2 separate regions of the Homo sapiens genome follow, and region 2 is linked to region 1. Evidence: chromatin loops called from intact Hi-C (ENCODE). Cell type or tissue: OCI-LY7. All regions are shown on one strand. Links, peaks and the distances in the headings refer to the core of each region. The heading gives the core; the rest is flanking DNA.

Region 1 (5,373 bases), core at 126-5,125:
TCCGAGAAAAGAGAACCTCTCTTCCTTTACAGCCTTGACACAATTCTGGGGGCTGCCACTCCAGCCTCTGGACGGATCACTCTGTCTGTGACTGGCCAGGCCTAGGAAAATGCTTGTGCCTGGAGTTTCAAGGGACCAAGCAGGGTGTTCACTCACACCACACGGTTGATGTGTGGGGTAGGTATGGCTCTCAAGAGAACATGGAATCTATCCTTGGGGGAAGAGGAAATAGGTTCTGAGCAGATAAAAATGCTACAGGGCTCAGCATCTGCGTTTCTCACCAAGTCATGCAGTTAATTTTGATTCCCAGGCAAGGTTGGGAATGACTGCTGGATAGATCACTGGTTTTAGGCCTCATTGGGGCTGTAGACTCTCCTTCCTCCTAGGAAATCTTAAACTAGGGAATAAACAAAATAGGCTAAAAAAAATGACCCTGTCCTGGTAGAAAGAGGGCCTTGGGGGCCTCCTATCATCTCCCAAGTAGCCCTTAAGACACCTCAGGGGCTCCCTGAGCTGCTACCTTTGCAAAGCTCCAATTCTCTGATTGCATTGCTTTCTCAAACCCCTTTGGCTCTGATTCTTCAACCCTGCATTTGGTGCAACTGGCCAGGATGAGGCTCAAAGAGCTCACTCAATGCTGTCACCCACCGCAGCCCCCACCCGCGTCTTAGAAGTCAGTGAGCCAGTGCCAGAGGAGTAAATAGGGACAAAAAGAGCCGGTGGCGGGCTTAGAAGGTGCATCAGACATGCCACGTCTGTCAGATGCTTCTGGCTTTGAAAGCCTGTCTTGGCCTGAGGCCAAATGACTTCCTGGGCTCTGCAGAGCTGCTGGGCCCTGGGGCTGCGTGGGTGGTAATGACCTGCCTGCCTGTCAGTGACGGAGGGGATGGCGACAGTGCTGCATCAGTTGTAGCAGAGGGAGATGCTACAGGGATACTTTGGCTGGGGAGATGTGGTGGAGGATAAAGTCAATTTCACACTTTATTAGTCAGTTCAGGGCCAATTGAGGCCATCCAGAAATGGGGCTGAGGCCCCAACTCTCTCTCCTTCCTTCACCAGCAAGAAAAGCCTCTTTCGCCTGAAATTCTTCTTGTCAAAGGAGGAGTATTTCTTTCTACTCAAAACCCCACAGCATTCAAACAAGGAGTTGCAATCCCTTTTATTCTGCAAGAGATGCTGCAGTTGAGAGAGGCCTGCAAGCTAAGAAGTGAGCAAATGGTGCTGGGGTGTGGAGGTTGAGCCATGTTTTTAATTCATTTGTTCATTCCTCTGTCATCCACTCAGTGTATGTCTCTGGGAGCCTACTATGTACCAGCAAACTGAGCTTGATGCTGAATGTAAATAATAATAATAATAATAATAATGGAATCCTCATTTGTGTACTTGTCCATTTATTCAACAGCTTTTCACTGAGTACCAACCACGTAGTAGACATGGTGCCAGGCTCTGGGGATGAAGTGTGAACAAGACAGACATGGACTCTGCCTTTATGAAGCTGACTCAGTGGGAGAGACCCTCAAGTAAAACAGTAAAACAGCAACCTCAACAGAGAGGGAGAAGGACCTGAGTAGAAGGCTATACAGAAAGAGCACCTGAACCAAGCAAAGAGGACTTCCTGGAGGAAGCGACATGTCACTGAGATTTGAAGGATAGTTTAGCAGGGGTGAAGGAGAGTGGGGAAGATGAAAGAGCACGTGTCAGAGAGAGCAATAGAGAAACTTCAGCTCAGCCAGGGCAGAGAGTTCAAGTCGGGGTGGGAGGGGACTAATAAACAGAGGTCGGACCATAAAGCCTTGGAAGGAGTGACACAGTGAAATCTGTGCTTCTGAAAGCTGGCCCTGGTGGTGACCTTTCGAAGAAAAGAGGGAAGGCAGGAGGAACTGGGCTGGAGATGCCTCGAGAGGCTATTGTAGGATAAGAGATGCACACTCAGGGACCCCAATGTGGGGCGTTCGTTGGCAGTGGGCATGATGAAACGTGAGTGCTTTCGGGAGATCTGAGGGATGTCATGCTCTGCTGGGGCTCCCTGTAGTTCAGACAGTTGGGTACAGTGGACAGACTAGACTTCCAGTCAGACGAAGCTGAGTTCAGAACCTGCTCTTTTCTTAATTCCCGTGTAGCCCTTGGCAAGTCCCTCAGTCTCTGGGCCTCCGTCATAGGATGGGACTCGTAACAGCCATCTAGTGAGATGACAGTGCATTAAAAAGTGTGCACACAGGGCATCTGTAAGGGACATGAAGAGAATGGTAAACTGTCAAAACTCAGCCCAGGCCAGCAGTAGTGGCTCATGCCTGTAATCCCAGCGGAGGCGAGGGCATCTTTTGAGGCCAGAAGTTCAAGACCAACCTGGGCAGCAAAGCGAGACCCCTTCTCTACAAAAAGTAAAAAATTAGCTGGGTGTGGTGGCACCTCTGTAGTCCTAGCTACTTGGGAGGCTGAAGTAGGAGAATCTCTGAGCCCAGGAGTTCGAGGTTGTAGTGAGATCATGTAGTGTAGATCATGCCACTGTACTCCAGCCTGGGCAATAGAGTGAAACTCTATCACAAACACACACACACACACACACACACACACACACACACGAAGAAAGAAAAAAAGAGAAAACCTCAGTCCACAGGAAAACATCTCAGTGCAATCCATCCACTTCCCCGCTGCATTAAAGCAGACACAGTCACTGAGCTGGTGTCCTTTCCTTATGGACTGGGGTTGAGATCTTAGCTCTGGATTTCTCTCTGTGGCCTTTCTGGTCAATTGATTTCATGGGACCTCAGTTTTCTCATCTGTAAAATGGGGATAACAATACCTACATTGACAGGAGATTGACCGAAAGATACCTGTAAGGTGCTTAGCACAATGCCTGGTATGTAGTAGCTGTTGAATAAATGATCATTAGGATTCTCGTTAATATTCTCCAGTCTCATCATCAACCATCAAGGTAGCCTAAGCACTGGCTTTATGCCAGATCCTGTGCTGGGTGTCAGAGATGAACAGAAGATCATGAAAATGTCTGTGAGTATTTTTAAATGCTTACTTGATGTAACTGCTGTGTGTGTGTGTGTATCTCAGTCAGTCACTTAACCTACATATCAATCAACCCTAGGACATAGCTAATGTTAGTATCAGCTCCATTTTACAGAAGAGGAAGTTGAGGCTCCGAGAAGATAAAGAACTTTCCCAACATCATGCCAATCTGCCTCTTGAGGGTCTGGGGTCACCATTCCAGTGTGAGCCAGCCTCTCTGCTGAATCGGCTCTACCCAACTGCCACTCAGGAACTCCTTCGTTGCAACTGACAATGACCCCACGTGGCAGTCAAACGCTCTGGCGACTAACTGCGTGGGTTTGAATCCCACCTCTGCTGCCTAGCATCTCTGTAACCTTGGGCATGTTATTTAAAGAACTGTTCCTCAGTTCTTCCTCTGCAGAGGGAATCACACAGAAGCATTGTGAGGGGACGGGATAAAGGAGACAGTCGCCCGAAGCATCTGGCCCCAGCCTGGCATGCACAAAAATTCAAGAGATGTTGGCTACTATTCTTAAGCAAAAGGGAAGTCTATTGGTGCCTGTAAACAAACTACAGAAAAAGCAGGGGTGGAGCTGAGCCTGGGTCACTGAACTATGGGACTTGAACACTATCAGAGGGGCCTGTTGGTATCCCTGTGCCTCTCTCTCGACCTTTCTCTGACTCTCACAATTTCTCTCTCTGTCTCTCTGACCCTGTCTTATTCTATGACTCTTTCTTGTTTTTCTCTTTTTCTGTCCCTCATTCTCTCTTGGCGTCACTTTTATTCAATCCCGCTCATTCTCTATGCTGTCTCCTTCTCTCTCTCTCTCCCTGACACTCTGTCTTCCTTGTGTCCTCTCTGTCTCTCTCCACTGAAGTATTTTCTCTCTTGTCTCCTCTTCACATGCCAGCCTCACTCTCCTGGGCCCATGTCCCCAAGATGTGAGACCGTGGGCCTCAAGTAAGGTTGCCAGATAAAATGCAGGGCAGCTAGTAAAATGTGAATTTCAGACAAACAGTGAATAATTTTTTAGTATAAGTATGGTCCCAAAATGTTGCATTGAATAAGAAGGATAAAGACCCTGCCTTTGAGGAGCTTACTTTCTCTTGAGTGAGCCAGACAATAAACAAATACAGAAACAAGAAAACAAGGAGTGATGTGTTCTGTAATGAAAATAAGACAAGACCAGGCACAGTGGCTCACACCTATAATCCCAGCACTTTAGGAGGCCAAGGTGGGCAGATTGCTTGAGCTCAGGAGCTTGAGACCAGCTTGGCCAATATGATGAAACCCCATCTCTATAAAAAATACAAAAATTAGCCAGGCTTGGTGGTACAGCTATTCGGGAGGCTGAGGTGGGAGAATCACTTAAGCCCAAAAGGCAGAGGTTGCAGTGAACTGAAATTGCACCACTGCACTCCAGCCTGGGTGAGAGAAAAACCCTGTCTCAAAAAAAAAAAAGGTTTTATTTTAACAAAATAAGAAAATAAGACAGGGTGATACAATAATGAGTGGTGAGGGGTGAAATGGGGAGGGCTGGAGGCCACTAGATTGAGTGGTCAGGGAAGGCGTCACTCAGGAGCTGACATTTACACTGAGACCTTCATGGCAAGGAAAACTGGCGATGGGCAGATCTGGGGGAAGAGCATTCCGGGGAAGGGAACAGGCAGTGTGCAGTGCAACGGCCCTGAGTCAGGGACAAGCTTAGTTAAGAGTCGCTGAGAAACGGAGACAGAGCAAGTGTGGCCCTCATATGGTGACCAAGGGGAGGGTTGTGCAAGGTGAGTGGGACAGTTAGGGCCTCTTAGTTCAGAGTAAGGAGTTTGGGTTTTGGTACAGTTTTCAGCAGAGGACTAACATTCTCCAATTTCCTATTTTGAAGAATCACTTTGCTACACTATGGAGAGTGGGTTGTGGGTGAAGGCTGAGGTGGGAACAGAGACCTTCAGGAGTCCAGACAAGAGATGATGGGTGAAGTTGCGGAGAGGGTGGAGGTGGAGCAGAAGTGGACCAATTTCAGGTAGGTTTGGGAGGGAAAATGAAAGGTTTGAATGTGAAGGGCTGAGAGGAAGAGAGGAATCAGGGATGAGGCCCCGGTTTCTGGTGGGAACAATTGTGTGGATGATGGCACTGTTTACTAAGAGGGGAAGACTATGGGAAGAGTGACACAAAGCCTTGCTTGCCGTCATCTTCCCCTCTTAGTAAATTGCAGGTTAGGTGTTTGCAAGCTCCAAGTTGCAGGGTAGGTGTTTATTGTTGATGTTGTACCTTACAGGGGGCTAAAGAAATGTGACCGAATTTTGGGGGGAGGATTATATAATTTAAATTTAATATCTAATTTTATTAAAAATAATGTATTACATGCATAT
Region 2 (5,373 bases), core at 300-5,299, 130 kb before region 1:
CCAGGCCTCCTCACCACTCTTGGGTCAGGGGCTGCCTCCCTTCTGTCATCCCCTCCAAGACAAAGCACCTGCTGAGACCCAGCTGATGCTGCTCCATGGATACGAGCAGCCAGGTACTCTGTGTGTGTGTGTGTGTGTTGCTGCTCCATGGAATGTGAGCAGCTGGGTACTCTGTGTGTGTGTGTGTGTGTGTGTGTGTGTGTGTGTGTGTGTGTGTGTGAGATGCTGCTACATGGATATAAGCAGCCGGGTACTCTGTGTGTGTGTCTGTGGGGGGGGGAAGGGGGGCACTGCTACATGGATACAAGCAGCCGGATACTGTGTGTGTGTGTGTGTGTGTGTGTGTGTGTGTGTGTGTGTGATGCTACATGGATATGAGCAGCCGGGTACTCTGTGTGTGTGTCTGTGGTGGGGGGGGAGGGGGGCACTGCTACATGGATACAAGCAGCCGGATACTGTGTGTGTGTGTGTGTGTGTGTGTGTGTGTGTGTGTGTGTGTTACAAAGACAGTTTTTAAATCTCTACTTCCAAGTGTCCCCATCTTGGGAAGCTAGAGGCCCTGGGTGGTGTGGTTCTCATGGGGAGAGAGGACCAAAGAAGGCAAGATGTGAGGATGCTGGGGGAGGGGCCGGCTGCCCGGCAGTTTCCTTAGGAGACCCAGTCTGTAAAAGGAGTGAAGAGGCCTCTGGGACCCATGAGGGACAAGGCAGCCACTTAACTCTTCCCTGCCTGCGTGGGAGGGTGGCGGAATTTCCCAACACACTCCTGAGCTCAGAGCCAGGCAGGCCCCCTCCCACTCCTGATTGTCAGCACCACTCAGGCCAGGCCTCACAACCGGGCAGGGGCTGCCAATGGCCCAGGGGGTGGTGGCTTTTGGAAGGAGGTAGGAGAGTTTGGGTGGTGGGGGGAGGAAGGGAACAGGTTCTGCAGACAGAGAGCTCAGCAACCGTGGCATGTGTTTCTGGACTTCCCTCTAAAGTTTCCACATCTGTAAAGTGGGCAGAGCATGTGTGGTGAGCAGGGGTCTTTGTCGGTCTATGTGTGTTTGGGAAAATTGAGAAAATGACTCTAAAGCCAGGGCATATACTAAGTGCTTTTGATAAATCGTAGATGAAAAAAGCCACAAAACTGCCTCAGCAAAAACAAGAAGAAGAACAGATTCAGACTGAATTCTAGCCTCGCCTTGCTGCTTAAGGGAAACCACACTACCTTCTGAGGCTCAGGCCCAGCACCTGCACAATGGGAATAACCTCCTTCTTGCAAACTGAAAGGGCTCCCCACAAGGACATGATCATTAACAATAATGGAAGAGCTGGGCTGAGGGTGGGGAAGGACTCGGGACCAGGAACTGGGCAAGAGCAAGGGTGTGTACACACATGTGTGTGCAGAGTGCAGGAAGCCAGGAGAGCCTCTCCCTGTCCGCTGCCAACAGGAAAAGGTTACGGGGCCATTTCCATTGTCAACTGAGAACCACATACACAATCCTGCTCAAACTTGTCTGAAGCCCCAGAGCTAGCAAGTGGCAGAGAGGGGATGTGAATGTGGGGCTAACTGCTGAGGCCACAGTGCCTCCGTTACACTACAATGGTGGCCTCTGGGTGGGTCATTCCCAGGGCCCCAGATGTCTTCATTGCATCCTAGCTGCAGCTGACACCAACGACCCACCCAACTCTCATCAAACCAGCAACCACCTACACATGCTCTCAAGATCCCCTAGTTCAACGAATGCCAACCACAGCAGTATTACTGCCAGGGAGCATGTGGGTGTTCCACCTACCACAATGATTTGACTTGGAGATCTGGGATGCAAACTGTCCTGAGTGCCTGGGGCAGTCCTACACAATGCAAAACTGTCCAGCCTAAAAAGCTTTGGGGTGCTGCTGGAAGTTGAAAAAATAAAAATAAATAAATAAAAAAAACCTTTGGAACCTCTTTTGGGAAACGCTGCATAAGGCAGAATTTTTGTAGTGCAGATAGGAAAACCAAGGCCCAGAGAGGGAAAGGAATTTGCCCATGGTCTCATTGCAAGCTAGCAACAGAAGTGAGGCTATGGTTCAGCCCCTACTACTCCCAGTCCAATGTTCTTTCATCACCTACACTCTGCTGCCTTTTCTATGACACCTATTAGAGTTAGAATAGAATGTACAGGGGTTCAAAAAGAAACATACTTGTATGAAGAGAAAGTTAGTAACAATGACAGAGGAAAAGAGGTGGTATCTTGGTATGGCAGAGAAGGAGGTGGAGGGGAAGAGGGTTGGGCAGTCTATGTATTCTTGATGCTAACCACTAGGGGGCAATACTGGCTTTGGACAGCTTGGTTATGTCATAAGAATTTGTTAGGTCAGGGAGAGGAAAATGGAAGGACTTATTTCTATCCAATCTGATTTACTTTCTTTAGACAGTCCAGTGCACCTAATGCCACAACTCCCTTTATTGTTGCATGTGGAGAAAGAGAAGGGGGTAGGGGGTGAATTGGAGAAGGAGATCCAAAGGCAGAATCTGATCAGAAAATCCAGAGCTCAGATCCCTGAGTGCTTCCTGGCTCCCATCCTAGGACAGGGAAGAGTGTGGGCATCACTAGCCAAAGCCCCTACCACAAGGCATGCCTAGCTGCAGACTCAGCATGCCTTTCTAGGTCTCTCAGAAAATGTTTATCTCAAGTGTCAGCTTCAATTAATTGGGAGGACTACCTGAAGCCTTGTTTTGCAGTGGATTCTGAGGCCTCTTGGAGCTCAGGGGTAAGAGTGTGGAGACTGAATTCGTTCTGTCTGCCATGGGTGCTGAAAGGCGCATCTCAGCTCCTGCACCATCTCAGTCACGACCTTTATCCCTGTGGCCACATGCGTCACCCTACTGCATCCTCCAAGCAACCTGGGCGGCAGGCAGGGCAAGAATCACTGAGCCTCTGTGAAGGGAAAGAAGTTGAAGACCTGCAGGGCCACGGAAGCTGTCCAAGGTTACACAAGGCCGTGATGATAGTGGGGACAAGAACCTAGGCTCCATATCACCTCCTATTACCACTATGCCCTGCCCTCTCCAGATCCACAGAAAAATGTGCATTCTCAGCTGCCTCTGCCCCCACTGGGCTGTAGTTATGGCTTCTACAGTAACGCCCAGAGTAGGAGGTGATAGTTCAGCCATGTGGGGCTGGCAGGAGGCCTCCACAGTAGGGAGCTGCCCTACTCCACCCCTACACAACCCTCAGCTGCCAATGAACACAGCCCACCAAAGGGAGAAGGGGGAAGCAATTCTAGGTGGAATTGTGGAACCAGTTTCCCCTGCCTGCTGTGGCTGCAGCTCGCCCGGCTCTCTGGCTGTGGGGACATGCTGCTCCACTGAGTCCCAGATGAGCCCATCTAGATCCTGGGAAGCGCGAGTAGGGATAGAACCCAACCACTAGACAAAATGCTCTCAACTCCCAAAGCAGCAGCCTGGTCTCCATGACTCCCATGAGTGGATCCTGGAGAATCTGTCATCTTCTGAGAAGGCCTGAGGATCCAGCTACAAATGGAGTTCTGCAAGTCAGTATAGGGCCAGAGGCAGGAGGGAGAGGGGGTGAGGTTCAGGCCTGCCCAGCTGCCAGGTCACACATGGGGCAGGGACCTAGTCATTACAGGTCCCTAAAGCCCTGGCACCCTAAATAGAGACAAACTCCTAAGAGGTGTGGCCTGCATGCTAGATGAATGAATGAACAAATGAATGAATGTCAAAGCTGGGAGTCCTAGAGATCATCCCAATCCCCGCTAATGCTCGGATGTGATTATTGTGGTCAGGCCGGTCATCGTGGGACCAGAAGCCAGAAGGATTACCAGCGCCGCAGACCTCTACTGATCCGCTGCTATATGCCCGGCTCACTGCTAAATGCTATATGCCTTACCTGTAGCATCTCATGGCAACCTCACAGCACCCAGGGCTATGCCAGATTTTTAGCCCTGCTGTGCAGGTGAGGAAACCGGAGCCCAGTGCACACAGTCAGTAGCAGCAACACTAACTTTAACTCAGGCCCCGACACCCATTCTGTAAACTTCTCTACGACGGTGTCCCCTCACTAGGGGGGAACAGGGGACTCCACAGGCTCTCTGCCTCATGGCTGCTGCAAGGTGCCACCCCTGGACTTTCCGCTGGGGCTCTGATGCCCATGTCACCATGGCCTCTCCCCAAAGGGAATTCAGGTCAGAGCTGAAAGGGGGACCCAGGACAAGTACCTTCTTTGCTCTCTTAACTGGTGCTACAGTGGCCAAAGCAGGAGGGCTCAGGCTGGAGCCCTGAGGCTCACCACTGGACACCTGCTTTCTGACTGGCAGGTACAGGCTGCCATGCATCTGGGGACAGAGCACCAACATTCCAGAGAAATGCCAGTGGGGTGCCTGGCAGCAGAGGTGGGGCAGGCTGAGCCCCGCCCACAGTCCCCAGTTCTCATGAGAGTCACCAACACGCTGGGCAGCCAGTTCCCTCCTGAAGTTTGCACTCAGCTCCCATCTGAGAGGGATGGGAGCTGAGCCTCCCCCACGCCTCCAAGCGCTTCACCTCACACATCCATTTCCAGCACATGGCCACCCTGCCGGCCCCATCTCAGTCCCTCCCGCGGCCGCTCTGCCTCCCATCACCGTGTCTGTTAGCCTCCTCACATTCTCAGTGCGTAACTACACACTGATTTGGATATGTGATTTCCATCTGTCTGTCCTCCTCCTGACCCCTGTCTGTGAAGGTGGAGCTGCCTTTTGTGAGGAGGGACCTGGGAGGGACCAGGCTAGAACAGAGCAACCAGCCAGGCAGGGGCCAGGCTGAGACACACCTAAGAGTAGACGCTGCCTTGCCCCACTCCTGCCCACGGGGCAGAGCAGGAGCCGCAGGTGTCTTCCCCTGTGTAGGCAGCACTGGCTGAGGAGGGTCAGCTGCCAGGCTCACCCATGCACCAGCTGCACAAAACATGGCAGACAGGCCGGCAGGAGGCCGGGGTCATGCAGCAGCTTCCATCAAGCTTCAGGAGGCACAGCTTTGTTTCCTCTGGAGGCTGTTTGGATTAGTAAGAGACATGTAGCTCTCATCTGGCTGCACAAGACACGACCACAGCAGTCCTTGCCTCACAACCTGAACTGCAGCCTGTGGGGTTGCCCCAAACACCAAGAAGGTACAGACTGAAAGCATCAGCCCAGCCAACACTGTTAACCAAAAACTCTAAGCATGGGCAGAGCTGGTACACGGGCAGAACAATATCTCACAAACACCAAGCATCATACCCCAATAGAAAATATCTGCAACAAAGACCATCTCCCCAAACACCTCCTGCAACGCCACCACAGCCAGCGCCTTTACCTTAAGCACCAGGTATGTTCACAGTACAACCACTGGCATAGGATACCATCATACTAA

Evidence for each region. Peaks named below come from ENCODE experiments on the same cell type or tissue, not always from the same donor. Only the 100,000 strongest peaks of a DNase experiment are listed, where the experiment ranks them.
Region 2: a loop joins it to region 1, with 2.0 times the contacts of the local background. A loop is called at or near these places in 9 of 110 quality-filtered maps.

Annotation. Positions count from the first base shown.
Region 1 is chr5:149,642,225-149,647,597 of GRCh38, reverse strand. No RefSeq gene overlaps it. Among named protein-coding and RNA genes, the nearest start is that of ARHGEF37, 63 kb to the right of the region's middle. In OCI-LY7, for the core only: a CTCF peak has its summit at 2,191; DNase peaks (open chromatin) are centred at 787, 1,637 and 2,157; H3K4me3 peaks cover 980 bases; H3K27ac peaks cover 1,472 bases.
Region 2 is chr5:149,772,911-149,778,283 of GRCh38, reverse strand. The region is part of intron 1 of PPARGC1B (PPARG coactivator 1 beta); the gene reads right to left. Among named protein-coding and RNA genes, the nearest start is that of MIR378A, 43 kb to the right of the region's middle. RefSeq lists enhancers at 651-830, 4,575-5,373. In OCI-LY7, for the core only: CTCF peaks have their summits at 2,078 and 2,284 (motif pointing right); a DNase peak (open chromatin) is centred at 2,293.